Regions from separate parts of the Homo sapiens genome. Here regions 1 and 2 are each linked to region 3. Evidence: chromatin loops called from intact Hi-C (ENCODE). Cell type or tissue: endothelial cell of umbilical vein. All regions are shown on one strand. Each heading gives the region's core, and the rest is flanking DNA. Links, peaks and the distances in the headings are about the cores only. Region 1 has its middle 120 kb from the start of GADL1. Region 2 has its middle 110 kb from the start of GADL1. Region 3 has its middle 69 kb from the start of MIR466.

Region 1 (10,979 bases), core at 2,930-6,929, 78 kb before region 3:
TTCTAAGCCACAAAAATATGGAGATTATTTGTTACAGCAATTAGCTTATTCTGACTAGTACAGGGAGAAAGTAGATATTTATACAGCCAGCCATATCCACTGCTTAAATCCTGGGATCAGTGGGTAACACATAATGCCACTGAATCACTATCTGGTTCATAAAAACAAGTGAAATGCCAGGTAAAAGCCCTTGAGGCTACAAAGGAATGACAGGCAGGCAGACATACAAAAGAGCCTCTGGTTTATGCAAGAAAAGCCCTATCTCAGAAACACAGAGGGCTCTTGATCTTTGCCCTTTGGCTGCATTGTTTCTGCTTTCTCTCTATGGAGAGAACAGATTGGATTAGATCTTCAGTGTATTGGCTCTGGGGTGTTACAGACCCATCTAAGATTACACATTAAAGCTCTCCAGGTGGCAGAAATCAGCCCTGAATTTGCAACTGAACTCTAAGCACAGTGACAAGGAAAGATACATTTTTTTAATCTATGGCTCTTGCTCAAAAGAGAAGTTAGCTTTATAGTTACTGCCCCAGTGTGGCCAATGATGACAAGACTATTGGGAGCTCCAAGGAGGATAGAATCAAGTGGGACCAATTATGGTTAGGGGCTTACTTCATGCCATATCAAGCCACCAGCCTTCACAGCAGAGAGTATTAGCATTTGTTGACTGTATATCACTTGCCAAACACAGTTCTATAATCCCATTTATTCTCCTGACAGCCTCAACAAGCATCATCACCCATATTTTTCAGGTGGGAAAAGTTAAGTTTGGAGAGGAAAAGTCCTCTGTGCAAGGTCAAGAGCCAGGGAGTGACTCAATCCTCAGACACCAGAAACAATGCATATTTCACCACATCCTGATTTCTCCTTTTCTGGCTTCCTTTCCATGTAATGCACAAACGTAAGAAACAGAATATTGGGAATTTTTGAGGTCGGCAAACTTAAAATCACATAATTTCTAAATATGCATCTAAACAGTTATCAAATTAATTTTTTATTTAAGCAGTTATCAAATTAATTTATGTAAACAGCTATCTAAATATGTTCCTTCAATAATTCATGTGATATGTGCAGAGTAGGCATCTAAAAATATTTTAAGGAACAAACGAATGTACTACATGTTCTTTGATATTTTTTTCATATGTTGACAAAGTTTCTATTTTTTTTTCCAACTTACAACCGGTAAAAATTTCACTCTCATAATGTCTTTGCTGCTTTGCTTTTTCATCTCCAGTGTATCATTCCACTTCACTCTCCCTCCCCTCTTCCCAGCTACGACAACGAAACACCATATCTCGAAAATCTTCCCCAGTAGCTGCAGTCCTCGGGAACCTATCTCCTCCTACGTCATCTTGCAGTATCCCCTTTTTCCATGGCAGCCTTCTTCCTGAGGGAGACCACTCTGCTGATCTTCCCTGACAAAAAAAACCCAACATTTTGTAAAACTTTACAATTCACAAAGCAATTTCTTCCAAGATAAAGTCATTTGATTTTCACAATAACCCAGAGAGGAAGGCAAAACAAGTATCATTAACTCCTGTTTCAAATGAGAAAATCGAGACTCAGAGGGGCTATGTGATTTGCTCAGGATCATGCAGCTGCAAGATGAATAAAGACTCAAAGCATGGTTTTCTCTCTCCATGCCCCAAGCTCTTTACACTGAATGATTTTGCATGTTCTCTCCTGTTGACTTCTGAGGCAGCTTGCCAAGTGACCCCAGCTCATGCACTCCCTGGTTCCAGGTCTGCCACCCTCAGCTACCAACATCCACAGCAGTGAGTAACAGTTGGGCTCTCAATGGGAAGCCATCTCAACCTGCCTCTACTAAGCAACAAGATTGTCATAGAGACAGGTGAACAAATAAGCAGAAGCCGATCATCAGAGAAAAGCCTGTTGCAATAGAGGCTGCATATGCAGGGACTGAGGATCTTCCCCAGATACTCACAATTCCCTCAAAAGATCAGAAAAAACTCTGGCCCTTAAACACTTTGGAATCAGACATAGGAATGTTTGAGTCCAGCTCTGCTGCCTCTATAACCATGGATAAGTTTTAACACCCCTGAACTCCAAAATAGTGAAGAGAATATTAACAGAATATTTGTGAGCATCAGCTGAGATGGGCAAATAAAGTGCTTAGGATAAGACCTCAATAATGGAAGCTATCATCAATATTTGTAATTTATATGATATATGGTTGTAATAATAATACAACATGATAAATATAAGAAAATTGTGTACCCCAAACAAAACATGGATAGAACAAGGAAACAAAAAAGCTACCAAAGGAAGCTCTGCAAATAACTACTGCTTTTGGTATCACTACACAAATATCCAGTATTAATCCTATTTCATCTGTGTGTAGTTTTTCATAAATAATGAGATGGGTGTTTAACCCAGGATCATTCTTTGTACATGAAAGGAGCTGACTAAAATGCACATGTAGCATAAAGCACAGGTTGATATCCTTCAATCTAACTGTGATGGCAAACTGCATTTGGGAATATTTTGGATTTGTTCTCAACAAAGTCACTCCAGCAAATTCTTGGTATATGGAAGTTGCTAAAGCACCATTCAGAAGTAAGAATACAGAGTATCACTCATGTGGCTTCAAAGGGTACAGAGCTATGTGATCCTAGGGAGAGATAAATTTGGTGCTCCAAACTATCAAAGTACCCAGACCTGAATTGTTCTGGGGAAGCCTAAGTTTTATTGAAATCTTGACCCTTTGAAGGGCCCTAACATTTCTCATCTGGAAGCCAAAATTCCCAAAGTTGAGGTGTTTTAACATTAAGAAGTAGAGTACTTAGAAACACTACGTGAGAAAAACAAATTTTGTGCCCGCATTGAGTTTACTGTACATATTTTAGAGAAACTTGACTTTGATAGCGTGTTGGTTAATTTTATGTGTCAACTTGCCTGGACTAAGGGATGCCCAGATAGCTGATGCAACATTATTTCTGAGTGTGTCTATGAGAGTGTTTTCAGAAGAGATTATTAGCATTTGAATCAGTAGACAGAGTAGAGAAGATCCTCCCTCACTAACACTAATATGAGCACACATCATCTAATCTGTTTAGGGCCCAACAAGAACAAAAAGGCAGAGGTAGGGTGACTTTTCTCTCTCTCTCTCTCTGTGAGGTGGGACACTCATCTTTTCCTGCCTTCTGACATCAGAACTTCTGGTTCTTAGGCCTTGGGACTTCAGGACACCATTGGTTCTTATGGCTCTCAGGCCTTCAGACAGACTAAATTATACCACTGGCTTTCCTGGTTCTCCAGCTTGCTGAGGGTGGGATTTCTCACCACCATAATCATGTAGCCAACCCTTATAATCACTTCTCTTCTCTTCTCTTCTCTTTTCTCTCTCTCTATCTCTCTCCCTCCCTCCCTCCCTGCCTGCCTCTGTTTAGGTATGTGCATGTATGTGTGCAGTGTGTGTGTGTGTGTATACATATTCTGTTCTGGAGAACACTGACTAATACAGATAGCTAAGAAAATAACTCTATTGGAAAATTAGAAAATGTGCTACTTTGAGGAACTAAATTATCCTTGCAAAACTGTTCATTATCTTAATTAAAATAATAGACATAATTTCTATTTTTAGAAATAAGGATTCTCTAGACTTGGACAAAAAATGGAAAATTCATTTATTCATTCCATATGCACTACATATATATATATATATATATATATATATATATATATATATATATATATATAGACAGAGAGAGAGAGAGAGAGAGCCTTCTCTCTTCCAGACATTGTGCTAAGTTTTAGGAACAAATAAGAAATAATTTCTAATTCATACCCTCAACAAGCTTATGATCTGAATATGGAAATGGGCATGCATCAGAGTATGGTAAATGCTAGCCAAAACTGAGAGAGTTTTGTCTTCCAAAGATGGCTCTAATAATATTTCCAATCCCACATTCTCTTCTTGAACCTGCAATTCCCTATCAAGAGGTAGAATCTAACTCCTCTGCCCTTAAATCTGGACAGGCCAGTGACTCAATGATAGGTAAGAGAATGCAGCAGAAGTGACACTGTGACTTCCAAGGCTGAATTTTACAGGCAAGTAGCTTCTGCCTTGTCTTCTGGAGTACTCAGTCTTGAAGTCTTCAGCTGCCACATAAGCAGTTGGACTGTGCTGAGGTTGCTATGCCACAAGGAAACCCAAACTAGGCCATGCAGAGAAACCACATGGAGAAGCTCTGAGACTGCACTAAAGAGGGAGATACTTGGCCAGCTGACAGATGCTCCAATATGCCCTCTTCCCCTGCTGCTCCAGCTGCAGCCACCATTTAACTGCAGTCCATGAGGGCTCCATGCTAGCAACTCAGCTAGGGCCTTCCTGAATTCCTGACCCACAGAAGTCCCAAGATTCAAGAAGGTTGCTGTTGCACTAAGTTTTGTGGTGATTTGCTATGGAGCAATTGTAACTGGAATGAGGCCCTTAGAGGTAGAACCCTATTTGCTGTGTCCACTAGTTTTTAATCTGGTGAACAGAGTGTCCACCGCATAGTGTGTATTCCACAAACATTTGTTTAATTTTGTTGGATAAAGGTAAGAGTTCGGGACATTGGTAGCATAAAGGAAGAATGACTAATGAGACCAATGAATAGGAAATGCTTCACAGATGTGGTGACGAATCAGCTGCATCTCGATGGATGAATCAATATTTCTCAATGAAACAAAGAATGGGAATGGAATGTCAGGTAGAAGGGACAGCAAATGCAAGTCACACACGTCATGGAACAGCTTGGGAAGCATAAGCAACTTACTTGGGCTAAAACAGGGCATGTAAATGATGGGGAATGCTCCTGGAGAAGTAGGTGCCGCTGGAGCAGGAGAGGCCTTGTGGGCTATGCTGATCACAGAGCTGTTACACCCGCCCCCACTCCCAGAAAGAAGGCCTCATCAGGCCAGCCAGGCCTCCCCTCCACATCTTCTACTGTTTCGATGCCTCTATTGGGCATGCAGGCCTCTTCTCTTGATCTGTGTCACTGAAGGGTTGAGAACTCTGAAGTGACTCAGTTCTAGACATACTTTGCAGAACATAATCTACTCCTCATCTAGATAAGTGCAGGGTTTTTCTACAAATGGGACACAGATCCCTTCAAATCTTGAAACTCCAAGACTCTCTGGGGTTTCCAGGAAAACCTCCAATCTCCCAGAGACACAGACAGGGGAAGAAGATTCAGGGATACATTGGCATGTATACTCTTTGCTTTCTCCAAGATGCTCCATATTTTTTTTCTTTAAGTCCAACTATTCCTTATTTAGTCTGGCAAAGGACAGCCTGGATCTCCAGCTGGTCTTTCAAATATGCTGTTTGTGTACCTGGGCCCTAGACTTTTGAATCTGAAAACCACAAAATAACATCCTTGTTATCTGTGTTCTGCAATGACATCTTTGAGACAGTGCCTCTATCTGGATAGCAAACATCCCATTCTCCCTCTCATGCTGCTTGTCTAGCATGGAGGTGGTCTGCTCATCCAGTCCCTCAGGATCGAAGGCAGACACTAACTCCATCTCAACACATGCTTCCACAGTCACCCACAAGGGTGAAGAGAAGGTATTGAACTGTCCCCTAGCTTTTAAGACTTCTGCCCAGACACACACACACACACACACACACACACACACACACACACACCACAACTGAGGCTAAAGAGAAAAGCCTGCTGCAGAGGCTATATCCAGGAGGATAATCTGCCTTGGCCACTGTTGTCATCTGCTCTGGCTGCCATAACAAAATGCCACAACATAAATTTCTGTTAAAGAAACAGAAATTTATTTTCTCACAGTTCTGGAGGCCAGAAGTCCAAGGTCAAGATGCCTGCATGGTCAGCTTCCAGTGAGGGCTGTCTTCTTGCAGATGGCTGCCTTCTCACTGTGTGCTCACATGACCTCTTCTTGTAAACAAGGAGAAAAATAGTGCTTTCTGAAATCTCTTCTTAAAAAGGCACGAATCCTATCAAATCAGGGCCCTATCCTTATGACCTAAATTAACCTTATTATGTCCTTACAACAGATACAGCCACACCGGAGCTTAGGGCTTCAATATGTGAATGTTTGGAGCACATATGCATTCAGTCCATAACAGCTACCATTTTTGAGAAGGGTAAATATGAAGCCCATATTATGTCTATCCCTGTAAGAAGGGATTCTTCTATAATTAAATGCAAACTATGAAAATGCCTCAGGCATAAAAACACTTTATATTTTTTAGATATTATAGAATAGTTCCCTTTTCTGTGCTGATTTAGAAAATAAAATTTACCACCTGGTAAATTATTTTTTAGAAAAAAGCTTTCATCTTGGTAATTAATCAACAAAATCTGAACTAAGAAAAAAGTTTGCTTCTCCTTTGTTCTCCACCATAAGCTAGAGTTTTCTTTTCATTCAATTCAAGATATAAGATATCCCTTGATGTCACAGTGTTTTGTTATGAGTTTGTTTTCCTATCTGAAATGCAAACCCCAACTTTTGAATAGTCATGGTTTAGATTACAGTGTAACAAAAACAGACCATAGTCAGAGATTGTGATAGTTTGTAAACTGATGTAATAAAACTGAAAATGAATTTTCCGCAAGATTCTTTGTTCTTATCTTTGGCCCATTGTTCTCTCAAACAATAGTTTTTGACATGGCTATTACATTTTGATATCTCTCTCCCTAACAGAAGTTTACGACAAACCTAAATCAAACAAAAGTGCTTCTGTTTCTAAACCTACACATGCTGTGGGGTATAGTTTGTATTTTAACAAATTCTTGTCAATATATTCAACCAAGAAAAGAGAAACAGTGACAAGGAAGGAAGGAAAAGAAGAAGGGATGAAAGAAGGAAGGAAGGGAGAAGGAAATAAGAGGGGCAGGAAGGGGACCATGGCTCTAATGGTCCAAACACTGACATTATATTTCCCTGGTCTCAAGCATCTCAACTTGAACATAGGCTGTCATAGCTGGTGTTTAGCAGTGTCTGGACACTTGTACAAACTAACAGGGCTAACTCAAGAGAGGCAATTTAAGTGAAGTGTTTTGCATAAAACCTTCTACCTGATCTGAAGGTGGCAACAGCAGGTTCAATCACAAGCAGCTGGGTGAAGAGATGTGGAGATAAAGACAACAACAGTTCTTTTCCAACCTGGCCTTAGGGACTCATTGGACAAAAAGCTTTTTTCCTGTCCCTGAATTCCTGCTCATCCATAATATAATATCTTCTACTCTCCCAGAGGTATTTTTCTCTTATTTCCTTCCCACAGAGGAGAGGTGACTATTCTGGTGGTGAGACAAGGGAAAGTGTCATTGCAGCTGCATGTGCCTCTCTCTGTGTCTGTTCACCTGTCCTTTCTTCATTCAGTGAGCCCTGTGGGAAGGACCCCCCCTTGCAGAGAAAAGCCTAAATATGCCCAAGGGTTCTGTCTTTGACTGGATGTATACATTCAATTCAGAGGAGACAGTACAGAAGCCCATCTGGTCCCTTGTCTGTATCTCACACTCTGAAATCTAGCTTTTTATCAATAACACTGATACTCTTGACTTTTGTGTGAAAATACTAATAGCCAATCCTTAGATAATGTTTATTATGTGCCGGACTTGATTCCAAATGGTTTACATGTATTAATTCATTTAATCATCTAAAATCCTATGAGGTACATAGTAAGACAGGATAATAGGCTCACAGAGATGTCCACATCCTAATTCTCAGAACCAGTGAATGTATTACATAGCGTGGCAAGAGGGGAATTAAGAAATTAAGATTGCTAATCAGCTGACCTTAAGATAAGGAGATTATATCAGAATATTCATGTGTGCCCAGTGTACTCACAGAGGTCATTAAAAATGGAAAAGAAAGGCAGAAGAGTTAGTTGCAGAGTAAAGAAACATGAGAAACACTTGTGACTGATCATTGCTGGCTTTGAAGATGGAGGAAGGGACCTATGAGCCCAGGAATACAGGGGACTTCTGGAAGCCGGAAAAGGCAAGAAAACAGATTCTCCCCTAGAACATCTAGAAAGGAAACATAGCTCTGCAAACACCTTGATTTTATCCCAGTAAGGCTCACTTCAGACTTTTGATCTCCAGAATTGTAAGATAATCAATTTGTGGTATTTTTAGCCACTGAGTCTGAGGGAATTTGTTACTGCAGCAATAGGAAACTTATATTGTTATTATCTCCACTTAGTGGTTGAGAAAATTGAGGCAGGAAATGTTACATAACTTGTCCAAGGTCATACCCAGGCCAACTGCTGCCAGAGCCGAACCTCTGGATCACTGTGCGAACTACTTCTTTTGTGCTTTCCTAAATTGGATTAGAAATAGGTAGAATAGGAGGAATGCAATTAATGACTGCTTTTACAAATCTCAACAGGGGAGAGAAGATAATGACCAACATTGTTGAGTATTTCCAATGCTGCACATTTGGCATGCATTCTCTCATTTGATCCTCAGAGAAACCCCTGGTAATAGACATGTTTAATACATGTAACAGATGAGAAAACTGAGGTTTGCAGAGGTGAAGCAACTTGTTCAATTGGTGGGATTAGTAAGTGGTGATGGTAGGAGCTGCACACAGCAGTCTCACAGGCAAGTCATACCTGTTCATATATTGCTAAACTTAAACAGCTCACTTTCATAAGCCATCCATGACACACAGACATATATAGTACTGCTTCAGGGCCCTAATGACAAAATTATCACACGGACTGGGGAAAGGCTCATTTTCAGCTCTTCTATGTGGACATAGCCCTGACCTAAGCTCATGTACTTAGGGCAACACCAGTTCCCGTTGGGCAAGATGCTATGGATGTCTGGAAGACATGAGTGAAGCTGCTCTGACGTGGTTTGTGATTACACATTCAGTCCCTGGAGGTTTTCATAAATATCTGGGGCAGGGAGCTGAGCCTTTGGGGAAAAAGCAGGTGCAACAATGAACAAAATATGAGATATTAATTGTTCTGTGACCCTGTCTGTATCCATAAGCCGGTAAGTTTGGGAAAAGGCAGACAAACTTTAATCAGTGAATAAATGAGCTGTTGCCATGCTATTCACAACCACAAAATCTTAGCAACATATGATAAGTACCTATTTCTCATTCATACACCTGGAGTTTGGCCAATCCAGGCTGGACCAGGCAGAATTTGGCCTCAGGGTATGAGTCAGGTCCCAGTCTGCTCCATATATCTCATTATTCTAGGACCAGCAGGATACCCAGGGGGTATCTTTTTCATGGTGATGGCAGAAATGCAACAGGGACAAAGGGAACATATGATGCCTCTTAAAGACTAGGCTTGGAATTTGCACATGGCAACTCAAATCAAGTCATCCTAGCCAAGCCCAATACCACTGGGACAGTGAAGTATATATATCCTTCTCATGGAAGTGGCAGAAGTGGGAAATATTTGCTGACCAATAATGGAATCTGTCACAATCATTGCAAATCAAAGCCCATGAGGAGAAACAGATACCTTTAAACTGATGTCTGCAAGTGTCCTCACTTACAGACACATAGGCTCTGACTTCTCTTCCATACAAACTGGTCATCTATGCTCTTGGAGATATGCAATATGGCATTCCTCATCTTCAACTTCCAACATGTGCAGCTGTCTGCTGGGCCTCTTGAACATCTGTACTCCTATAATGTACTGTCCTTAAATGAGATCTAAGTTTACAGTTGGTATGGAGTCCACTCACAACAATGAAAAGCTCTCACATGGAAATTGTGCTTGTACAACATTCAATGGGCTCCCATCATGCCGATGTCCTCCTGCTACATGGACTGTCAGGTGCAGCCTTTTTGAGAGTCTCGTTATGTGCGTAATGTCTGGCTCAGTGCAACTATATCACTTTGGAAAGAACTTTTGAAGTACGCTGAACTCAAAAGGCAAGAAGGGACATTTGCCTTCAATTGCCTTCTCTCTCAACCAGTGACTAGATGAAATAACAGAAAAATAGATGAGGCCCTTAACTGTATAGTTCTCTTAATAAGTTAAGAGCACAGCTTACAAATGTTGACAAAGGTAGGGAGATAATCATTTCTTTGAGAGAAGAAAAAAAAGCAGATGACCATCTCGCAAAGCATGAATGTATTGTCTATATTTAGAAAAAATATCAGAAAAAATGATAAATTTTCTAGCTTTTTACAAGACATTAAAAGGAATCCAGGCTTTCCTTTCCTGACTCCCAGGAACATCATCTGAGGAAAGAACTGGAATCCCGTAAGCTAGTAGAAAACATGGCTTTTGCGGTTTTATATTGCTCCCATTTTTTTTTTCTTTATGTACTTTGTATTTCCTTCAAAATTACAAAGAAATAAAAGTAATGGTAGGTTTTGCCCTGGGATTTTGTTGGACTGAAGAAAGATGTTTCTAATTCTCTGCTAAGTATTTCTACTACTGACTATGCTCTGCATTCATTGAGTTTCTGCTCAGGAGGGTATAACAGAAAAGAGAACATGTTTTGGAGTCAGATCCTTGGACAAGTCATTAGCCTCAGTTTCCTTTTCTATAGAATCACGATGTTGATGCCTAATTTAATTCAAGGCCTTATTTTGAATATCACCAGGTAAACTCCAAAAAGGTAACATCAACTTGGAAAAATTTTAATCTTGAATTATCATGAAATTTTGATCTCTTCTTTATGCCTACTCTACATTAATTAGAGAGAGCACGTATCTCCCCCATTTCCTCCTTGTATCCATGGCAGCATTGTGGCTAATCCATAAATCCTCTGTATTACCATCTTTAGCCAATTCCCAAGCAACCATCTTTCAGGTAGGCTGACCTCGACAATGCAGGGTATACCTTACATTTTGACCCCATCATATCTGCACGTGGTTTCCATAATCACAGATAAAGGGGTAGAGAGCTGAGGGATGAGGAGGAGGAGGTCACACACTATTAAATTTTTCATTAAAGACATGACACACATCACTTCTACTTGTGGTTCATTCATTAGAACTAATCATATGACCCAGAT
Region 2 (10,979 bases), core at 4,937-8,936, 89 kb before region 3:
ACCCTCTACCCCAAGATTCTATTTAACCTACTGTGACTCACATTGGACTTTCTGATTCAGTGTTCCTGATTCTGATTTCTGATTCTTGTTCTTGAATTAGGGAGCAGACTTCACCCACGCAATGACAGCAGAGACTCTTCTATTTTTTTCTGTCTTCATTAAGCTCTTCGGGTAGTGAGAAAAAGATGTATTCAGATTACCTCAGGGAATCAGGCACTTTGTAAGAAAGCAAGGGAGGCAAGAAAGTCAGGAACCTTCCTCGGCAGGGAAAAAGCACTCAGGTCCTTGAGCCTTCCCAGCTGGGACTGCCTACAGGCAATATGGCAATGCTCGTGACCACTGAGGATGCAGCAAAAACTCCAGTGTCCCAGCTTGCTCACCATACTCTCCTAGGCAGGAGCCCATGGCTCCCTGCTGCTTTTGCTGCATGCTGTGTTAGAAGTAAGGGCAGGAGATTCATGTGGCATGAGGGTCAGACTCTGCATGCGGAACCACCAGGCAGTCAGGGACACTGTCATTACATTGTCAACGTTGTAGTGAGATATGAGGCAAAGAGCCCACTCTGTGGCCCTTCAAACTGTCAGTGGTTTATCCTCCAGTTCTCTCACCTTCCTCATGCTATCCCCTTGTCCCAACCAACAGGAGTCAGAAAGATACTCTCTTTCTTGGGTATTTCAGGTGTCATCACGTGGGCAAACTCACCCTGCACCTGTACATGTTCCTGTTTCATGAGAAAGAGCAGTATCAGAGAATGTTGCAGACATAGTCTCTGAGGTCCCTAAATGCTCACAAAGTTATTTAAATAAATGGCAAAATATGATGCTTTCATTTTGATAAAATTGTGTAAGTGCATTATGGATGATTTACTTACTAAGGATGGCCACAGCATTTAGGTGTCTGTGTTGCATTTTGGTTTATGATCACAACAGTGCCAAGATGTACACTTTTGATTTTTGTGAGCTAATGACAAAAGTAGAAACCATCAGTATGTAAATGTTAATAATTCTCTTTCAAAGTAAACAGATCCTCATGATCTGTACAAATTAGGGTTTTACAAAAGTTCTATTACAGAAGAGTGGTGGGAAGTTGGTCCTTCCCATGGCATCATATAACATAGGCTACATGAGACATGTGAGACTTCCTGTGCAATTTCACAGTTACATATTTACTTTGAGATCAGCAATTTAGTTCCAGCAAAATAACACCATGCATCACATTGAATTTATGTTGTCAGTTTGATTTTTTATGGTCTCATTCTTTCAAAGATTTACTTTCTAATTTGTTTTGGTTTCATACCATTTTAAGAAATACAAGCAGAGAACATTAATCAATACTTTTGGGTTTATATATATTTAAGCAAAGTTAAAAGAAAAACAATTTAAGCCAAGGTTGGAAACTAAGAAAACTTTCCCTTCTTAAGAAACTGTTCACATATTGGTCAAGCTTCAGAAACACTGGTTATCCCTTTTAAAGACATTAATCCCTTGGTTTCAAACACATTCTCCATGAAGAAGCAAAAGAGGCCCATAGTTGACATCAAATGAGGGCATTCTTTGTAGGGGACTCTATTGGAGTATCTCCCAGATCCCCTTTATTAGGCCAGCACACCTGTCTCCCAGCTTTGGTAAATGATGGCTGCTAATGGCTCATGGATGTCTCCTTCTCTGAAGAACTGGCCTCAGAAAAAAGACAGGCCACACGAGAGATAACACCTTTGCCACCCAACTGAGGACACCTCACAGCCACTGACTGGCTGACTTGAGGGTACAAAATCCTAGACCGCTTGCCTCAAGGTGGGCTCAACTCTTGGGTACAATTCATACCCCAAAGCATCCCATGGGATCAGCAAAAGCTAAACTCCAGGTGATACCACATCTGCCTAGATTCTTTTCTTCTTTATTTTGATTTCCTTATTGTTTCTCTCCAGAGAGCACACCCCAACATGCAGCTAAATGCCTGTCTTAGTCTGTGTTTCTAGGGAACCACACCTACTTCACCCTCCTAATTTATAGAAAGCCTACTCAGCACAAAGATAGGGCCTGACTTTTGGGCCCAAATGAAGTATCTGTGGAAATGAGTTTTTCTTCTATTTCCATTACCATGAATAAAAGACATGTACGTATCTCATTCTCTAGAACATGTTGGAAAATATTTCTAAATGTGATTTAATTACCAAAGACCTCTGGCAGATTGAATATGAAGATTTCTGACTTACAGGTTGTGTGAAAATCTAAAAACTTAAATGGTTACTTTTAAATATTTTTAAATCTCTAAAACCAAATGACTCTTTTTCTGGATCCAGTTGGGGAAAATTTTCACTGGACCTGAGAGATCAACATCTCCCTAGGTATTCATTGCTGTAGCAAAGTGAAAAACTTTTGGACCCTGGAACAAATATATCTGCAATCAGTTCTCTATCTTTGTCCATAGTGATCACCTCTTTCCATTTGGTAGAAGCAACTATGTCTCCAACCATAGAAAATGAAGTCTTGATTGCCAGTCCCCATTATATAAAGTATCATTTAATCATGCTTATAGAAATAGACATTTTAACATTTCTTGCGGTTGCTCTATTGCCTTCCCCACTCACCCCATCCTAGAAGAAAAGGAAGAAACACCTGCAAGTTAAACTGAGTTAATAATAATAGCCATAGGCACCAGCTTTTGAGCCCTATGTGTCAATTACTGTACAAAGAGCTACATAATCATTATCTAATTCTTGCAACTGCCTTGTAAGGCTAGGTACTGTCTCCATTCCAAGTTAGGGTTAATTTTTCTCATGTTACAAGAAGTGTGGAGGTAAGCAGATTGTGCCTGTATATCAGCTCTATGAAATCATCAGCATCTCAATGTCGTTCCATCTTTCTGTTCACCATCCTAGATATTTGTCTTTCATCCTAATGGTCATGAAGTAGCTGATGTATCTCCAGGCACCATATCTGTAGTCCAAGCAGAAGAAAGGAAAAGGAAGCCATGCCTATTCTCTAGTGTTGATTTATTTAGAAAGGCAAGTCTTTTTCAGGGATTTCTGCCTCTATCTCATGGACTGGAACTGTGAGAGTGAGACTTGACCACCCTAAATGTGAGGGAGGTGGTTGAATATTTCACTTTATAGCTATTATAATAGCAATTCTAAATAAAATATTATTCGAATAAATCATGTCTTGGTTTGCATGGGATAGTCCTGGTTAACACTGTTAGTACCTGCATAATCATTAATAAGGTACCCTTTTAGCCTCCAGTGTCCCTGTTTAGATGATAAATTATATGGTTAACCTTTCTGTAATAGAGATGGCAGCTGAAGTGTTGAGCAAACCAACCTCTAGTATCTGTCGTACTCCAGTGACCAAAATAATTGAAAATCAATGTAACTCTTAATTTACAGTCTTTCATGAAAACACCAAAGGAGAGTATATTTCTAACACTCCAGAAACCTCTTTCAAATTTTCTTTCTCATTTCTCTTGCTGTTGATATTTCATACATGCATGGATGATGCCCTAAAGTGCCTCTCCTTTTCCAGTGTAAGATTCAAAAAATCCTTTTTCTAACTCAATCTATGTCACCTCCCTTCTCTCCTCTCCCATCTCCTCTCTGGCCCAGGCCTTTGTCATGGCAGTCCACTTAGCCCCTCTGCGCACCTCACTTTTCTCCTTGCCCTACTCCATAGAACGGTAGAATCTGTCGCTTCTCTGTACTCCCTCAACCCCCATTAAGAAGTCATCTGCCACAGTTGCTGTTTACAACCATCTTGTACCAGGGTAAGAGTAAATCTGAAACAATGCAGGGAAGAGCCCAGAGGAACAGCCTCGAGCCCTGATTGTCCTACCCACGGAGCTCCAGAAATGTTAGGTAGCAAATCTTGTTCAAGCCCATTTGAATCAGGCTTCTCTTACTTGTAAGCAAAAATATCCTAACAAATTCACTGATGTCTGTACAACTAAGGAAGTCCCAGGATAGAATCTTCTGTTATTTGACAGTAGTGAAAGGAGGAAAATGGATTTTAAAATTTGTAAGTCAATATTTTTGAGTCCTGCTAGTTATACCTTAATATATTTTTTGTTCTTGTTAAAATTGTTTAACAGGAAATCACAATTTAACTGTTTTTTGTTTTGCTTTGTTTTGTTTTTTGAACAATAGAGGGCAGGGATCCTATAAGAAATTTAGTAAAGGAAGTAAACGTGTTTGCTTCCTCTAAAATGGATAGACATCAGCCATTGTATGCTAAACCATTTCAAAATCAAAGCCAGTGCCTCACTGAGCTGGTGCTGGTGAGGGAGAATAGTCAAATCTCCTTAGTCGTGAGGAAAAATATGAAACATATTGTGTGTGTACATGACCAAGAGATGCCATGGGACCATAGGAACCCATGGGAAAGATCAGAGCAGAATGGTTGAGATGTTAATTTGGCTCCAGAAATAAGAAAGTTTGGTAAGAGGCTCCTTTGAAGGCCAAATCCTCTTGCTGTCATTGCATAGCTACTAGAGTTCATAAAGGATTGCTGACCATCCCTGTGATAAAGCAAAATAACAGAGGGAAGAAATTTGGTGCTCAGAAGTGGCTGGCAGAGACCAGCAGAAGCAGGAACAACAGGGCCCTAATGGGAAGCTCTCATGATGCACAGGTCTTTCTATTGTGAACAATACTTTAGAAGCCAGCAGAGCAGAGAAACACAGGGTGAATCTTACAAAGGGTGTCAGGAAACAGTTACCATAAACTAAGAAAACACAACCAAAGGCAGGTTGGGGAGTATCTTAGTCAGCTTGGGCTGCTATAAAAATATGTTGCATTGGGTTACTTGATTTATTTCTCATAGTTTTGGAGGATGAGAAGTGCAAGATCAAGGTACTGGATGATTTGATTCCTAGTAAAGTCTCTTTCTCTGTTTTGAAGTCTTCTTGCTGCATGTTCACATGGCAGAGAAAGACAGATATCCTGTTTTTATAAGGGCAATAATCCCATCACAAGAGCCCACACTCACAACCTAACCTAAACCTAATTCCGTCCCAAAGGGCCCACCTCCAAATACCATTAAATTGGAGATTAGGGTTTCAACATCTAAATTTGGGGATGATACAGACACTCAGTCCACAGCAAGAAGGAATAAATCACAGTGGGTTTTTAGAAAGTCCATGTCAATCTGTAATCCATGTACTGTGTTTCTTTAAATTTTGTCCTTTATTGTAATGACCTTTGATGCTAAAAACAAATGTAGTAATGTGTGTTTAGAATCTTATGTTAATTTTTTTCCAAAACAAGCAATATTGGTAGAACCCACTTATTTATTCTGCCTATATGTCATTTATACATTCCAATGGATAAGTTTACTATCAAAACTATATACCGTAAACCAATGCCTGGGTGTACACCATAAACTATACACCATAAACCAATGCCTTGCTATTTCCCTGGTAATCTTCAGCTGGTGCAGGACCTGCCCAGTAAATCAAACCCTATTAAAGAATAGTGAAATTAAGTAGAGGAAAACCATAAAATAAGTTGTGGGAAGTGAGGGCTGGAGGGAGTGGGGAGAAAGAAGCTCGATAGATGAAAGGGGACAGAATCACACCAGAAAGTGGAAGGACTTATTGTAATAACCGAAGGATGCTGAGATAGATGGAATGTGTATAACCTGCTTTGAACTCTCTGCTCAGGAAAACAGACACCATGTAAACACAATATCCTAGTTACTATGTTTCTCACAAGACATACAAAAAGGGAACTTAGTCATTTCAATAGTTGAACAATGCTATATTATCAAAATGAAACTAGATTTAAACTATTAAATAACTGCATTCACCCAAAGTATTTGTACACACAGCAAAGCTATTTAAACCAACGGATATAATTTTGAGAGGAATTGTTATATTAATTCACATTTATTTTAAGTGGCAGTGGAATACTGAATGCAGATAAGACAGTTAACTGTTTGAATTCTAGGGTATAGACCACAGGTACAGAATAAAATATTTTTTAATTTATTGAACACCAGCAATGTGGTCAGTATTGGACACATTTTGATACCATTCATGACTGCCTTGTTATCTAAACAAGCAGAAACAATCTTACCCAGAAGAGAAAGACAGGTGCCAATCAGCAGAAGACAGGAAAGTATTGTTTTATTTTCGTGGTGTTACACAAAGCCGACCAGATAGAGAGAGATGGAGTGAGGGGAGAGGAGGAGATGTAAGGAATTGGCTCACACAACTGTAGAGGCTGGCAAGTCCAAAATTTGAGGGGTATGTTAGGTCAGCAGGCTAGAGACCCAGGGAAGAATTGATGTTGCAGTTTGAGTCCAAAGGCCATCTGCTAGCAGAATTTCCTCTTTCTCAGGAATATCAGTCTTTTCCTTAATGTCTTCAACTGATTGGATGAGAATTACCTACCGGATGAAGGGTAATCAACTTTACTCATGGTCTACTGACGTATATGTTAATTTCATCTAAAAAAAATACCTTCATGCAACATCCAGATATGTTTGGCCAAAGTGCCATGGCCTAGTCCAGTTGACACAAAAAATTAGCCATCACAGTTGCCTTACCAATATTTGATATACTGTGACATTTTTCATTCAATTCTGTTCTACTCCGAAAAATTTTTTAAATGATGATCACAAACTAGTGGATTGATTTCATGACTTGCTCCAAGAATGCAGCTTTAAAATCTGAAAAATATTGGTCTAGAAACCTGTCTAAAAGAGGCTCATTAACTTTCTTGTGCAACACTGGAGGCAGGAGCAGCAAAAATGTCCTCTTGCACTCAGGAGGTACAGGGGAGTGGAGGATCTAAAAGCCCAAAATGGAGTGGCAGAATGTGTCCATTGAGCCTGAGAGTGGCAAGTATATAGTTCCAAAAGTTAATGATTTGAAGAAGTCTTATATTCGGGAAGAAAGAAAGACAGAAGTGAAACCATAGACTAGTAACTGCAGACTAGACAGAAACAAGGAAACCTCCATGGACATAGCATACAGATAATGGCATCAAGGACAGCATCACCAGATGTTTCCTTGACAGCATAACATAATGTAACTACTCCCAATTCAGACAATTCCACGGATAGAAGAATAGCATTGCAAAAATGACTGGAATTCATTCCTACCAAACAGTGGACTAGGAATTTGACATAGCAGTGTTTAGTCATCTATTGTTACATGAATAACCATCCCAAACTACTGGTTTAAAACAACATCAATTATTTTACTCTTACCCCGTACATTTCTGGAGCTTGACTGAACTCAGCAAGATTGTTTTCACTCAGCTCTCTTGTGCAGTTGCAGGCAGACAGTGGCTGGGGCTAAGTTGTCTGATGGCTGGCTTACTCATATGACTGGTGCCTGGCCTGGAAAATACCAACAGCTGGGGCTCCTTCAGCAGATCTCTATCTCCATGTAATAGAGAAGCTTCATGATAGCTAGAGTGAGAGATCCAGGCAGAAGCTGTTCTGCTCTTAGGACTTTGGCTGAGAAGTCACACAGCATTACTTCTGCCATAATCTAATAGCTGAGGCAGTCACAAAAGCCTGACTAGTCTCACGAGCAGGAGACAGAGACTTGACTTCTTGATGAAGAAAGTGCAAGTTCTGGTACATCACATAGAACCAGAAACATTCTTGCAGCCATTTTTGGCAAAAAAAAAAAAAAAAAAAAAAAAAAAAAAAAAAAAAATCTGTTCAAAAAAGTTCACTTAGAGGAAAGTTAAATGAATTTCTTGCCTATTCAAGTCAATGCACGGAAATTTATACCTAACAAACGGTAACGATTTGAGACTCATTCACCATACAAGGATCGGGAACCACAGATGCAGCCCAATGTCCTCATTTTACAACTGAGGACACTAAGACATAAACAAGGTCAGTGACTTGTACAGCGTCTCACAGAGAGTCAGTGTCAGAGCAAGCCTAGATCCCAGGTCTTTGAGACCCACCTTAATTCCCTTCCTAGCCTCTTTCTCTCTAGTCTTTCCACTGACCTTCACGTGCTCATTTACGAACAGAGCTGAGTGGGCGAGGACACATAGAGTTCTTGCTCTTAAGTACCTGATGGCAGTAGAAGTATTTGCCAACAAGGGCCACACTGAATTCAGGCATGGAATAAAAGGAAACACCACAAGGTTTCCCAGATGTGAAGAGGGCGAGGACTTCCCAAGCAATGACGTTCTAAACATGGCAGGCAGACTCACCCATCAGAACAGACACTAGCCATAAACAACCAGTAAGATAGTACCCATGTGTCCCAAGTGGATATCACCTTTGCCCCCTCTCTGACCAAGGTAAAAAGATGTTTTCCTCGTTTGTTTTATTTTTAATTTTTTTTTATTTGTTATATATATTTTAAGACAGTGTTTCACTCTGTCACCCAGGCTAGAGTACAGAGGCATGATCATGGTTCACTGCAGCCTTCACCTCCCAGGCTCAAGCAATCCTCCCATTTCAGCCTGCCAAGTAGCTTGAACTACGGGAACGCACCACCACGCCTGGCTAACTTTTGTATTATTTTGTAGACATTGGGTGTTGCAATGTTGCCCAGATGGGTCTCGAACTTCTTGGGTCAAGTGATCTGCCTGCCTTAGCCTCCCAGAGTACTGAGATTACAGACATGGGCTACCATGCCTGGCCTAATTTCTTCTGTTTAAATCCAAGACTATTCATAGCTTTGTGGTACAAATTTCAGGTTGCAAATTCATTTGTTCTAGGGGAAAATGAAATAGGATTTTCTAAGTGCTAGCAAAAATAATGTTGAAGTTTCTCCTTAAATACTTTTTAGAAGTTAAATCACTGCTGCTGAAGAAAAATGATGAGTCAATAGAAACTAAAGCATGATCATATGGATTAAATTTTTCTCAACAAGACTGTTTTTTTAAAGGAAGGGCAAAGAATTGAGAAGAATTGGTTTCCAGTAGATTTTTTGTTAACAATCATCAGTTTTCTATACATAAGACTTATCCAGCCTGGTGTTATGGAGATAGGGAATGGGGTACCAAATGCAGGAGTATAATTTCGCTGCAAGATTAACTGAAGAACAGAAAAACTATAGTTAAAATATAGCACTTGGTATTCTATTAGGTAAAAGAAAGAAAAAAAAGTATACGAGAAGAAATTTACATTGGCATCTTTGGTTCCAGTGGGGAAATTATATTTGACTGCCTCTCCCTCTGGATGGCATTTAAATGAACAATACAGACTTCACAGAAACCTAGCACATTAGAGCTGGGAAAGGTCTTAGAGAAGATTTTGTCCAAATGCTGCATTTTACAGGTGATGATGTTAAGGCTGTGAGAGAAAAAGTAGCTCACTCAGTTACACAGCTGGTGGAGCAAGAGCTGGAACCCAGGACTCCCAGCCTCAATGCTTGTACATGGTTCACATTATCACCCACTGAAATCTCAGAAATATTTTAGCAACAGCACGATCTGTAGTTAGAAACTTGAGATTCCTAGAGAAAGAAGGAGCTTTCAGAGGCATCTGCTCTTTGCCTCCCAGCATCCACCCCACTCCTCTGGCAAGTCTCTGTTTTTGTTTAAAGATCTACAGTTCAGCCACTTCTATCCACAAGGTTAGAAGACATCATACTGAGTGCTGCAAAACATGACCAATGTCAAGCCAATCACCACAGTGCAACCCATTCCACTGTGATTGGTTCATAGATGGACACTTTACCCATTGAGAACCAATGAAAAACAATCAGATTCTTGTTTCTGTTTTTAACCTGAGAAAGAGTTTCATTATCTTCTTCTTTCAACTTGAAGAGGAAGAAATATCAGACTTGAAGCCACTGAAGTGATTTTTATCCTACTTGGATATTGAGAACAAAGCCAGTACAGCAGAAGACAGAACCAAGAGATGTGAGAAACCACACACAGGAGATATTGTTTGGACATTGAATCTAGTCGTGTCTGAAACCAGCTCTAACCATGTACTTTTTAGTTACATGAGCCAGTGAAATCCACTTAATCACTCAAGGCAGTTTATGTTAGGTTTTCCATCACATGCAATTATAGGGGTTCTAAATAACACAAAACCCTAGAGATAATTAGACCTATTCCCTGCCAAAAATGAAAAACAAAACCAAACAAACAAGCAAACAAAAAACGCTGAAGCCAGAGAATTGAAACAACTTGTGCAATACTGCAGAATTTAAGTGGCAAAGCCAGGCTAACACCCAACCTTCTAAACCCCAGATCAACTGCCCTTGTGCTCTGAATTATTCAATAGGAGTGAGGCCTGAGTCAAGGGATGGATCCCTCAAGGAATCAACATGGGTAGAGTATTCCCTCCAAGTAAAATGAGGACGGTGCAAATCTAAGCCTAGGGACAGGTCTGGATAACAAATAACAAAACTGAATCTAGAAGTGAAAATTGAGATGGAATCCGGAGGAGAGAAAAGCTGCAATCTGATTGGAAACAAGACAGGAACACATAACATGGGGTCAGGATTTGGAGGAGCAAAGAAAGGAGTTCAGGTACGTAGAGACTTCTGAGGCTCCCATGGTCAGTCATGTTTTTGGGAAACCATTCAGCATTTTTAAGGTTAGCAATAACATTCTGTAACTCCCATTGTATATGGCTTGCTTATTTTCCTTATTGAATTGACCCAAAGGTCAAAATGAAAGCAGATGTGACTACGTTGGGTATTCAGAGACCGGTGATCAAGTCGCAGCTCTGTTGCAGAACAGTTGTGTGGCCTTGGGTAATACCAACAATGGACTCAAGCAAGGCATTTGAATTTGTGTAACCTAACTGAAATTTGCTGATGTGAAGCCTCAAAAGGGGGTTTCAAGTGGTTTCTCTGAAGATAGATGATGATGATGATAGATAGATAGATTAAATAGATAAGCAAGTAGGCATATAGATGGGCAGAAAGTAGATATACACACTATATATATATATCCACAAATATGTAAACACTTATAAATTGTATATTTCCCTTAAACTTTAAACTCCTAACAATTTAAATTTTTTAATGGCTCTCCCAGTGCCCAGTAG
Region 3 (10,979 bases), core at 3,453-7,452:
AAGGAACACATATTCCCAAAAGGCTTTGAACACAATTTCAGCTGGATCTAAAAGAGAAAATGAACCTGTGCAATTCAGGCAATAGAGAGAGCTCTAAGAAAGCAAGAACTCCATGTTTTGAAACCCAAATGAATGGAGCAAAATGAGCACTAAACAAATGAAGAAATGATGAAAATGGAAAGAATGGGATGCTGACCTGGTTTGGGATCAGCTTTGTGATTTACTTTAACATAATGATAGAACTTTCCAAAGGAGATGTACCATAGGAAAACCAAAATGTCTCCTAGGAGCTCAGCTCAGAAGTCAGGGTGGGCTGAGTCTATTTGGAAAGCTTCTGTACAGAAGTGACAGTATGAAGATAAATGCTTTCTCCTAAGGAGAGGTGTGGAGGAGAGGAAGGACCTGTGGCAAAATCAGGACAGGTATCAGAAGAAACATGGAAGCTGGAGAGCAAAACCCAGAGATGCCTGTCTTAGTAGGTGCAATAAAGTAAAGTAGATTCTTTAAAATAGAAAAGAAATATGTAGAACAAGGCCAAACTTAGAAAGCTAGAAAGGGGAGGATTCAAGAGAGCAATTTTGCTCAAGAGATAGGAAGGGAGAATTTAAGAGAGGTGACTGGCTCTTACTAAATTGTGAATAGTACCCCTGATTTATGTATCTTGTGTCTCCTGGCAACTTTTAGCACAGCGCCTGGCAGTTTTTGAAATGTTTTCATTGTAATCAAAGCATCAGAGACTACAGGCTCTTGATACTTTTTATAACCTAGGAAGACTGCCCTTCCTCAACAGTGACCGCATTTGCACATGGCATGTGCATTGTGCAGCAACATAGCAGATGGCACCTTCCCTTCACCTTTATTAAGCACCTTCTCTGTGAGAAGTCCCAGGAGGGTATCCGGATGAGAAAGTTAGAGTCTCTGCTCTCAAAAAGTTTGCAAATTGTCAAGTATAAAATTGATAGAGGCTGGTATACAAACATCTAACTTTTTTTCTTTCTATTTGTCAATTTAACCAAGTTCTCAAGCCATCATGTCTATTCAGGAGAAAATTCTAACTCTTTTCAACTCAAAGTACCTCAGAATCTTCTGGATTTAAACTTGGTCAATTCAGGACTAAAATTTATTATATTGAAGATCTCCATTTAGGACCAGCTATGTAATTTTGGGGGCCTGATATGGTTTGGCTCTGTGTCCGCACCCAAATCTCACCTCTAATTTTAATCCCATAATCCCCACATGTCAGGGTAGGAGCAAGTGGAGGTAACTGAATCATGGGGGCAGTTTCCCCCATGCTGTTCTTGTGATAGTGAGTCTCATGAGATCTGATGGTTTTTTTTTTTTTTTTTTTTTTTTTTTTTGAGATGGAATCTCGTTCTGACCCAGGCTGGAGTGCAGTGGCGTGATCTCGGCTCACTGTAAGCTCCGCCTCCCAGGTTCACGCCATTCTCCTGCCTCAGCCTCCCAAGTAGCTGGACCACAGGCGCCTGCCACCACGCCCGGCTAATTTTTTGTATTTTTAGTAGAGAAGGGGTTTCACCTTGTTAGCCAGGATGGTCTCGATCTCCTGACCTTGTGATCCGCCTGCCTCGGCTTCCCAAAGTGTTGGGATTACAGGCGTGAGCCACCGCGCCCGGCCAGATCTGATGGTTTTATAAGCATCTGGCGTTTCCCCTGCTTGCAGTCACTCGGTCCTGCTACCCTACAAAGAAGGTGCCTGCTTCTCCTTTGTCTTCTGACATGATTATAAGTTTCCTGAGGCCTCCCCAGCAATGTGGAACTGTGAGTCAGTTAAACCTCTTTTCTTTATAAATTACCCAGTCTCAGGTATTTCTTCATAGCAGTGTGAGAATGGACTAATCCAGGGCCCCGTTGCAAAACAACAATGCGGGGCCACTAGTTCAAAATTATTAATCATTTTAAGACAACAGCATCAAAGCATTATATGAAGTGTGAGGCCTTTCTGAACATGAGACTCTGTTACAGATCACAGGCCATGAAGCTAGTCCTGTCTCTGTCCTCTCTCTTCTTTCTCTCCTCTCCGTAAGATGAGACTGTTTAAATGTTTCTACTTTCCCTGTATCTAGGTTTATGAGGCCAGTTTGATACTTGTAGATCATTATCCAGAGAGTAGGCCTCTTTTTCTGCAGAATATTCGTTTTAGCACCTACATTATATATTTCCATTCATTCCAACATTGTCCATTGCTTACCATGCTGGGGACTATTCAGAGTCTTTTCTCAGTTATTTGACTCACATGATACATGGAGAGTCATGTACATACTTTCTCTGACTTATTACAAATTCACAAATCTCATTCTTTCACCCTGTCAGGTGAATCGTCTCTTGGCTGCATATAAGATTCTTCAGCTTCTCTTGGAAGCTTAAAGAAACATTATTCCACTGTCTTCTAATTTTCAGTGTTGCTGAAACAAAGTTCAAATGGCAATCATTCTTTTTTTTTTTTCTACGTAAGTAACTTTTTTTGCTATCTTGAAGTTTATAGGATTTTCACTTTACCCTTTAAGTTCAGCAATTTTCCCAGGGTATACTGAGTTATATGGCTTTTCTCTTTAATACTACCTGGTACTCAGAACACTTCTAAGAACTCTGCAGACTAAGGGTTTTCTTTAGCTTCAATTGTCTCATCAGCTCAGATAAATTTCTTTTTATTATTTATTTATAAGTAAACTCTCCTCCATCTGTTCTTTGCTCCTCTGGAACCGCTATGGTTCATATATTAGGTCTCATGGATCTGTACATCAATTTACTTAAGTTCTTTCTTTCTCCATGATTTAGTTCTCTTTGCAATTTTGCTCTGAGTTATAAAATAGTCCTTTCTCTTGATCTTCTAGTTCAGGTTTCAAAGGTCACGACCCTCTTTAATTCATCTAAAAAACTTTTAGATTAAAAGGTTATAGTTTGTATTCCAGATAACTTTGTTTTCTTTATGATCTGGTCAAATCTCCTTTGGTGTTCTTATCATCTTTGCTGAATACTTGAATGTGTTTTCTATCACCTTCATTTCTCTGAGGAGCTGTCTGGACCAGTGCTCAGTTCCTTTCCCTCTTAGTCTCTCAGTTGACCTGAGTTTCCAGAGATTCTCATATTCTCCTGGGATGAAGGAGCAGCATCTGGGCCTTCTCCTTTCTTGCTCTGGATTCTACACCACTTTACCACTTTACCACTTTACCCCTGGGCCAGAGCCCACCAGGGATAACACAAGAGAGGGCAGTAGAAGAGTCAGCTACGAAGGGGTACAGTGTCTGTAGAGAATTTAAAAATAGCAAAAAAACCAACTAGAAGCCAGTCTGCCTTTTATTTTCACCATGCACAGCAATTTAAACAATATCCGTACCTCTTCCCCTAAAATCTGTCGTTGGTCTAAGTTTAGCTAGTTTTAGCTATGGCTAGTGTTGAGTTTTAATTATACATACGAAACCTTAAAATTAGTGAATTTTGATTACTTACCTTTTAATAAACATTGTATACTGCATGGAAATTAATTCAGAAAACTCTCAGTTATAAAGTTGGCCCCCAACACACCAAGACTCAGTTACGAGTGCCTACGAAGATTAAGTTCATCGTAGTACAGAATTGTTCCAGCTCACTTCAGATTCAATCCACATCTCCAGTCCCTGTGGTACTACATATTCCTACATTTAAACAGTAGGTTCTAAATAAAAAATGATAGCACAGTAACCTTAAAGGTAAAGAAAACGCACTTGGGCCACCTGGAGTTCCATTACTATGTGAGCATTTGGAGTTTTTATTTGTGTTCGAAATGTTTTAAAATGAAAAAGAGTACAAACTATAAGCCATAATAGTTTTGCTTAGGAAGTGAAAAGTCTAGTTCATACTTGAAATATGTTACTGAATTTTAATAACATTTTGCATATTAAAATGTATTGTTTTTCATTAATTGTTTAAAGACAAATTAAGTGATTATTAGCAAATATCAAATATCACTGAAAATAATGTTGTCATAAAAAGGAGGGGGGTACTTTTAAGTGCCCTGTCTTGGGTCTCAAATAAATAGGTACTCCCAGGGTTTAACTCTGGGGTACCTTGGCTGACAGTGATGGTACCTGGTCCTTACCATGGATCATTGCTGGCCCAGCTGTCAAGTTGGCATTCCAGTGGAAGTATTGGGGCAGAGTCTCTGGGCTCCCTGGATGCATCTGGAAACACTAGCACTCTCAGGGTCTTGGAAGTAGGGGAGGACTCACTCTGCTTTTTCCAGATCCATCATAGCTTCTTAGGATCTGGCACCAGCAAGAAGTCCCGGAACCACTCATCGGGTGAGAACACACCCTGCTTCTCAGACCCCTGCTGGCCACATTTTCTCCAGGAAACTGTACTGTGATCCTCCCCACCAGGGCTCTCTGCTAGTGACTATGTTCTTATTAGCCCCAGAAATGAAGAAAGCCTTAAGTCAGCTCCCTCCATGGTCTCCAGCAAAGCCCAAAACCTGCTGAAATCTTTCAGAGCATCCTATCTGCACAAAAATTGGATTTGAGTTGGGCACAGGTCAGCTGGTTTTATGAGAGCGGACCGCCAACTTCCCAGTGTCTCCAGCACTGGTTCACACAGGCATAGCTTCAAATGTGTAATATATAACTATATTTTTTAGTAACCAAACTTAACTCAGCTCTTTTGCCATTCTTTCTGCTTGGAATTGAGAAACTTTACTTTTTCAATCAATGCAAATCAAAAACTGATTTAAACAAGCCGATTCAGGATTTAAATTTGTTCAGTTGAAGATACTCTCTATCTTCCTCCTTTCCCTCTTAATCTCTCAGTTGACCTGAGTTTCCAGAGATTCTCATATTCTCCTGGGATGAAGGAGCAGCATCTGGGCCTTCTCTGAAACGTGGGGTCCTGTCTGTTCTGCCTGATCACACTGTGAAGGTTTTAAAGAATGACTTCAAATTCTCTGCACACCTCCTAACAAGATGTGGAGTCTATGCCACCTCTCTTGAACCTGAGCAGTCGTTTGTGATTGCATCAATGAGGGGAATGCAGCACAAGGGTAGCCTTGTGAGTTTCAAGGCTAGTGTAGAAAAGGCCACGGGGCTTCTGTGAGTTATTCTAGGAACACTCAGTCTGGAAGCTTTCAGCCATCATGCAAGATGTGTGCCACTGGTGGCTGCCCTGTAGAAAAACTACATGAAGAAAGAAAGAGAATCCTGAGCAATCCCTGCTGTACCTACTCTCCACTGTTTGAGTCTCCCCAGCTCAGGGGTCAGACATCTAAATATAGAAGCCTTCAATGTAACCCCAGGCCCAGCTATCATCTGACTGCAACCACATGACAGACCCTGAACAACTTAGCTGAGTGAGCCCAGTCATACCTTCCCCCAGATTTGTGAACAAAATTAATGATTACTATGGGCTGAAACTTCAGTGCAAAAGCAGTCCTCAATAATTGACTGGGAGACTTCCATCCCTTCTTTCAAGTGGATAATGCTCTAAAACTTGTCTATGCTCTGCATCCAGTCCTTAGCCTGGGATGAGAAATCCACAGCTTCCCTTATAAAGCCCTGTCAGTGTCACAATGACACCCTGGAGGTCTGCAAGCTCTCCACACTTAGCCAACTTTCTCTTCCCACTCCAGCATGGGAGACACAGAGTGCTACTTCCCAACCCTTCTCCAGACAGGAAATGCCTTTGCCTAATCATTTCAGTTCCTTCTTGTTGGCACAGTTCTAGATAAGAAGAAAAATACAAACAAACATCTGGGGATCTCCATCATTATCACCTCCTAAAGAAGATACGCCAAGTTTTTGTTTTTTTTTTTTTTTTTTTTTTGAGATGGAGTCTCACTCTGTCGCCTGGGCTGGAATGTAATGGCATGATCTCAGCTCACTGGAACGTCCGCCTCCTGTGTCCAAGCAATTCTACCTCAGACTCCCGAGTAGCTGGGATTGCAGGCATCTGCCACCATGCCCGGCTGATTTTTGTATTTTTAGTAGAGATAGGGTTTCACCCTTTTGGCCAGGCTGGTCTTGAACTCCTGACCTCAGGTAATCCACCTGCGTCAGCCTCCCGAATTGCTGGGATTATAGGCATGAGCCACCGCACCCTGCCCAAGCATTTTTTTTTTTTTTCAAAACATTGTCTAAGCTCCAGGAACTTCTCTTCCTAATTTCTTCTTCCTGTTGGATGGTTGTACTTTTTCTCTTGTGTGGGATTCAAAGGCTCTTATGTCATTTCATACTTCCCCATCTCTATTGTGCATGGTAAATACTGTATTCTCAAATTCCTCAAGGCATTATAGTTTGTTTGCAGCTCAGCCATTTGGAATTTCATCATAAATTATTACTCAAAAAAGCCTGGATCTTGAAAATAAAAAATATACTATCCTTCTAAGTATTAAGAACTGAAACTATCTATGCCTGCCCAACTTACTCTGCACATGAACATGAATATTCCAGGACACTGTTGCCCAGGAAGATGGAGTTCCAAAGGCCTTTTATTGTATATTTCAGGGACTCCTAGAAGTACTCAAAAAGTAACCATAGATAACTCAAACAGGTTCACCAATAATCCGAGGCCTGCTTTGAACTACTTGCCTTGAAATTATTACGTTGTTATGTCAACTAACTCCACACTATTTTATCACGAACCTTGCGCAAGTCTATTGGAATTGTAAATATTGAAACTTCATCCTCCCCTCCTGAGATGGCATTAAGACTGTTAAGGGAGTGATCTCCTTTACTGAAGCAAACAATAAACTTGGACTTACTTTATTAATAGATTACTTGGTGATATTTAATAGCCAACATTTGACACTGTTACTTTTGTGTTATTTACAGAAGCTTATTTAAGAAATCTAAAATTAAAAAATTAGTTTTCTAGGCTATGTCCACTATTTCCTGAGGGCAGGTTGTATAGAAGGGAAAGTAATGGGTATAAGAAATAAGGTGTAGGGAAGGAGGAGGAGGAAAGGAAGAAGAGGAGGAAGGGGAGAATACTGATTTATTTAATCCTCAAAACAAACCTATGAGGTAATTATTATCATTATTACTCTCATTTTACAGACAGGGAAACTAAAGCATAGAGCCGAGGTAGCTTTCCCAAGAGTACACTGCTTGTAAATGACAGAACTGATAGTGAATTCATGCAACCTTGCTTCTGTTTTTAAACGGTTTTAAACACTGTGATAGTAACCTATTGTTTATGAAACAACTAAAAAATGGTACAATAAATGCCACAGCATTGGTATGAACAATAGAGTTGAACAGTAGTCAACTCTATCCAGGAGTGGCATGGGATGGGACAGACAAGGCTCTCTTGGGATTGATGTAAGTGTTGATGTTCGAGTTGAGTCTTGAAAGATGAGCAGGTTTTCCCCCAGGTAAGCTGAATGTGCAAAGGCCTAAAAGTACCAAGCAGTGTGGAGTATTCAGAAAAATGGTGAGCAGATTCCATACGGTTAGACCTTGGGGAGGTTTGTGAGGAGAAGCAGGCACTGTAAGAGACAAAACCAGCAAGGCTTCAAGGGCTAGATCATCAAAGGGTCTTGCGGGTTGAGCTAAGGGTTTCCAGAATATGAATTCCTGAATATTGCTATGAGCAGCATGTTTCACCATCCTTCCTGTCTCCCAATAGAGGCTTTAAAATAGTCAAAGAAACGGAATCAGAAATTTCTGCTCTCCCAGCAAAAATCCAACCACCACCCCCGACTCTTATCACCACCCAAAAGAAAAAAAGAGCTGCTACAGTGCAAAAACATTCACAGAAAGAAGGTGGAATTTCATCTGCAGTGAGACTCCTCCACTGAAACAAACATGTCAGTTGCCCAACCTGAAAGAGCACATTAAGGCAATATCATTGCTGTGTGTAGGAAAGTTTTCCACTTAAGCACTCTCCTTAAGAATTCCTGCCCCAGGCGCTTGAGCTAACACAGAAACATATGATGGGTGGAACCAGCAGAAGGAGAGGTTTGAAAAGCTTGCATCCTGTCCGGTACCTTTTTCTTTCTCTCAGAGCCATCCTATGTTACCATGTATGTGTGCAAAAGGCCAAAGAAAGGAAAGCCGGACTGGAGCAGAAAGAGAAGATAAGTTTCTCATCGATTCTATGACCTAGGACAAAAAAAGAGTCATGAGGGAAGATGGCAAAAGGTAGCATTTTCAGCATTAATGAATACTTCCCAAGAGCTAGAATAAAACCAGGGCAGAAGTCCTCGAGACTTCAGACACTTTCATTCTCAGGGTGAGAGCCTACCCAGCTTAAATGAGAGAGGAGGAAAAACAAGCTTCTATTTCTGAATTCCAATACCACTGCAGCAATCTTCCCTTAAAAAATGGCAAGGGCCTTAGCTTGAAATATTAATTCAGAAATTAGCATTCATTTGCATCCATTTCTTATGTCCCCAACATTGTGAATAAAATTAACTTAATTAATGAAATCAATTGCAGAAGTATCAAAGCCGTTATTTGGAGCATAACAAAAGAGAAACTCACAACACACAAGTATATGGAACTATTCATTGTCTGGCACACAGCAGGAGCTTAATAGCGGCATATGGACAGAGTGAATGACTAACCGACTGACTGAATGAATGAATAGTCTCCCTTAATAGCTGTTTGATAGATTCCCTACCCTTTCTGTACCTAAATTTCCTGGGTATAAGAAGCAGGGAGTATGGAGGAGTTGATGTAGTTAACCTGCTATTAAGTGGATGGCACAGTCCAGTTGTATCTCATCAGCCTGCAAGCCAGATCAAGGCCTTGCCACCAACTAAATACCTGCATAATCAAATCATCACCTCTCACCCATACCCATGGCCTTTTCCCAGCTACCCCAAAATCAGGGTTCCCCTTCTTCCTTGCCAAGTAATTAGGCACAATGTTCTGCATGTTAGAGAGAAAGTGATTCCAAGGCTTGGTTCCCAAAGTAGTTCCCAGGATCCTCAGTGAGCAGGACCCTTGGAAGGGAGGATTCTTGGGACCTTTTGATAAAAGGCACTTGCACCCAAGATGGCATGATTAGAAGCTACTTCAGCAGCTCACCCTCACAAGCTATCCTCATCTGAATTGAGAAATGAATTTTTCAGTCCCTGCTACAACTTTTGGCAAAGGAAGCAAATGAAGTTGTTTCATTCAAATCAGTCAGCCAGGATTTGCTGAGCTTTAAGCTCCTGTCTGCGAGGAACTTACCATCTGTTTGGGGAGACAAGATTTATGCCCAAGGAACCACTTGAAGGAGCAGTACAAATAGTATCTAATCAAGAACTAACAGACCACAAGGGAGGATTTCATCCTCTCCCTTCTTTTTGCCAGTGACAGGGACAAAAAATGCTTCCAGACCACAATAAACATCCCATGAAACTGAAAGTGAACTGATACCTCACAAAATGGTGATTTCTGGACTGAAAATAGACATTCTTTCACCTCCAAAGCACGCCTATGGAGCAAAAACGAGGAGGAAATTTCTGTTATTCTCAGATGATAGCCAAGGAAGTAAATTGCCTTCCACAAGCTCATTTTCAATAAATGGCTGCTGCTTGAAGGTTTAGATCAGTGGTCCTCAAACTTATGCGCATCAGAATTGCCTGGGAGACTTGTTAGAATGCAGACTGCTGGACCCCACCCTCCCAGAGTTTCTAATTCAGTAGGTCCAGATGGAACTGAGAACTTGTATTTATAATAAATTCCCAGGTGATTCTGATGCTGATGATCAGTGGACCACACACTGAAATCTCCTGGTTTACATGATTGTGCTGGACATCGTGTGTAAATATTTGTTCTGTGCACATTATAAGTGATGCACAATTCTACATAAAGCTATATAGCCAGGCAGAGAGATGATGTGAGAGGAGAGGGGCCAGAATAGAAAGGGAGGGAAAAAGGAAAAGTAGGAAGGAAGGATGGAAAAACGGAGGAAGGAAATGATCACTATGGAAGAGGGTGCAATGATTATAGACTCGAACTCAGGGTTTGGAAAATCAACTCTGTATACGATGATAACATAAAAGAGAAGGAAGCAAGCAGGAATAAAAAAAAAATGGACTCTTTCTGCTACAGTATGAGAGAGACAGCAGTGGATGGGGTGGTTTCAGGGATCTGGAACTGCAAACCGTCTCTAAAGTCCCCATTGAACTCCAGATGGTTGTTATTCAAAGAATGGGGTCCAGTATTTGCCAGAGTTGCCAATTTCTCAAAAGAACTAAAATTTTTGGATTTTCATAAGATCTACTACCCATGAGGTAATGATAAAGAAACTCACAATAGAAAAGACAATCATTTATTCACTACCTAGCATAACCCTGGAAGAGACCAAGATTAAGCAATTCTCCAGAATTTGCCAGGAAAATAACCACTGACATCTTTTAAAGGATACTAAAATAATCTCCTCTGGCCAGAAGGCAAGCAGATCTTCTCAAATTTGGTGTGATGGGAACTTAAAAGCTTGCCAGGGACATGGAAGCACACTGAACCCTGGCTTCTAAAGAGATGAAGGCCCATTTGCACTGGTTAACAAATGTCGTTCATCCCAGACCAAAAAACCATGGACACTGCCACCTAATGAGAGTTGGGTTGCCGAGCAGAGCTCTCCTGACGGGGTCACAGTTGAAAAAAGTGGCCTCGGTGAGGATTTCCCATTGGATCTATACCCAGCTTTCCTTCACATAGTCCAAGGAGGAAGCTGAGCTCACCGGGCTGAGAGTTACCAAGAAAGCAAGACAAGTTGCTTCTTGAGGTGTAAGACTGTGTCTCACTCACCTTAGTATCTCCAGGGCCTGGCACATGATCCAGCACAACATGGAAACTCAACGTTGCTCACCTGAATAAATGTCTTCAAAATGAGACCTGTTTAGAGAATTGGCCCGTTTTCTTAAAAGCCTTTATTTTCCATTCTCCTCTTCTTTTGTCTCCACCAATTCCTTTGCTTATCCTGCTCCCCAGGACACTGACCCCAGGGTCCTTTTGGTCCTTCTGTATCTGTGTCCATAAAACACATAGCCATTTTAG

The links. Hi-C counts contacts between places; a loop is a spot of excess contacts. Peaks named below come from ENCODE experiments on the same cell type or tissue, not always from the same donor. Only the 100,000 strongest peaks of a DNase experiment are listed, where the experiment ranks them.
Region 1: it touches region 3 in a loop (6-fold over the local background); 1 of 110 quality-filtered maps calls a loop at or near these places.
Region 2: a loop joins it to region 3, with 8 times the contacts of the local background. A loop is called at or near these places in 1 of 110 quality-filtered maps.

Annotation. Positions count from the first base shown.
Region 1 is chr3:31,009,860-31,020,838 of GRCh38, forward strand. No RefSeq gene overlaps it. Among named protein-coding and RNA genes, the nearest start is that of GADL1, 120 kb to the left of the region's middle. In endothelial cell of umbilical vein, for the core only: no CTCF peak of the experiment used is centred there; DNase peaks (open chromatin) are centred at 4,652 and 6,542; H3K27ac peaks cover 1,414 bases.
Region 2 is chr3:30,997,230-31,008,208 of GRCh38, forward strand. No RefSeq gene overlaps it. Among named protein-coding and RNA genes, the nearest start is that of GADL1, 110 kb to the left of the region's middle. In endothelial cell of umbilical vein, for the core only: no CTCF peak of the experiment used is centred there; a DNase peak (open chromatin) is centred at 7,182; H3K27ac peaks cover 1,568 bases.
Region 3 is chr3:31,087,614-31,098,592 of GRCh38, forward strand. No RefSeq gene overlaps it. Among named protein-coding and RNA genes, the nearest start is that of MIR466, 69 kb to the right of the region's middle. RefSeq lists an enhancer at 8,202-8,793. In endothelial cell of umbilical vein, for the core only: no CTCF peak of the experiment used is centred there; a DNase peak (open chromatin) is centred at 5,738; H3K27ac peaks cover 1,636 bases.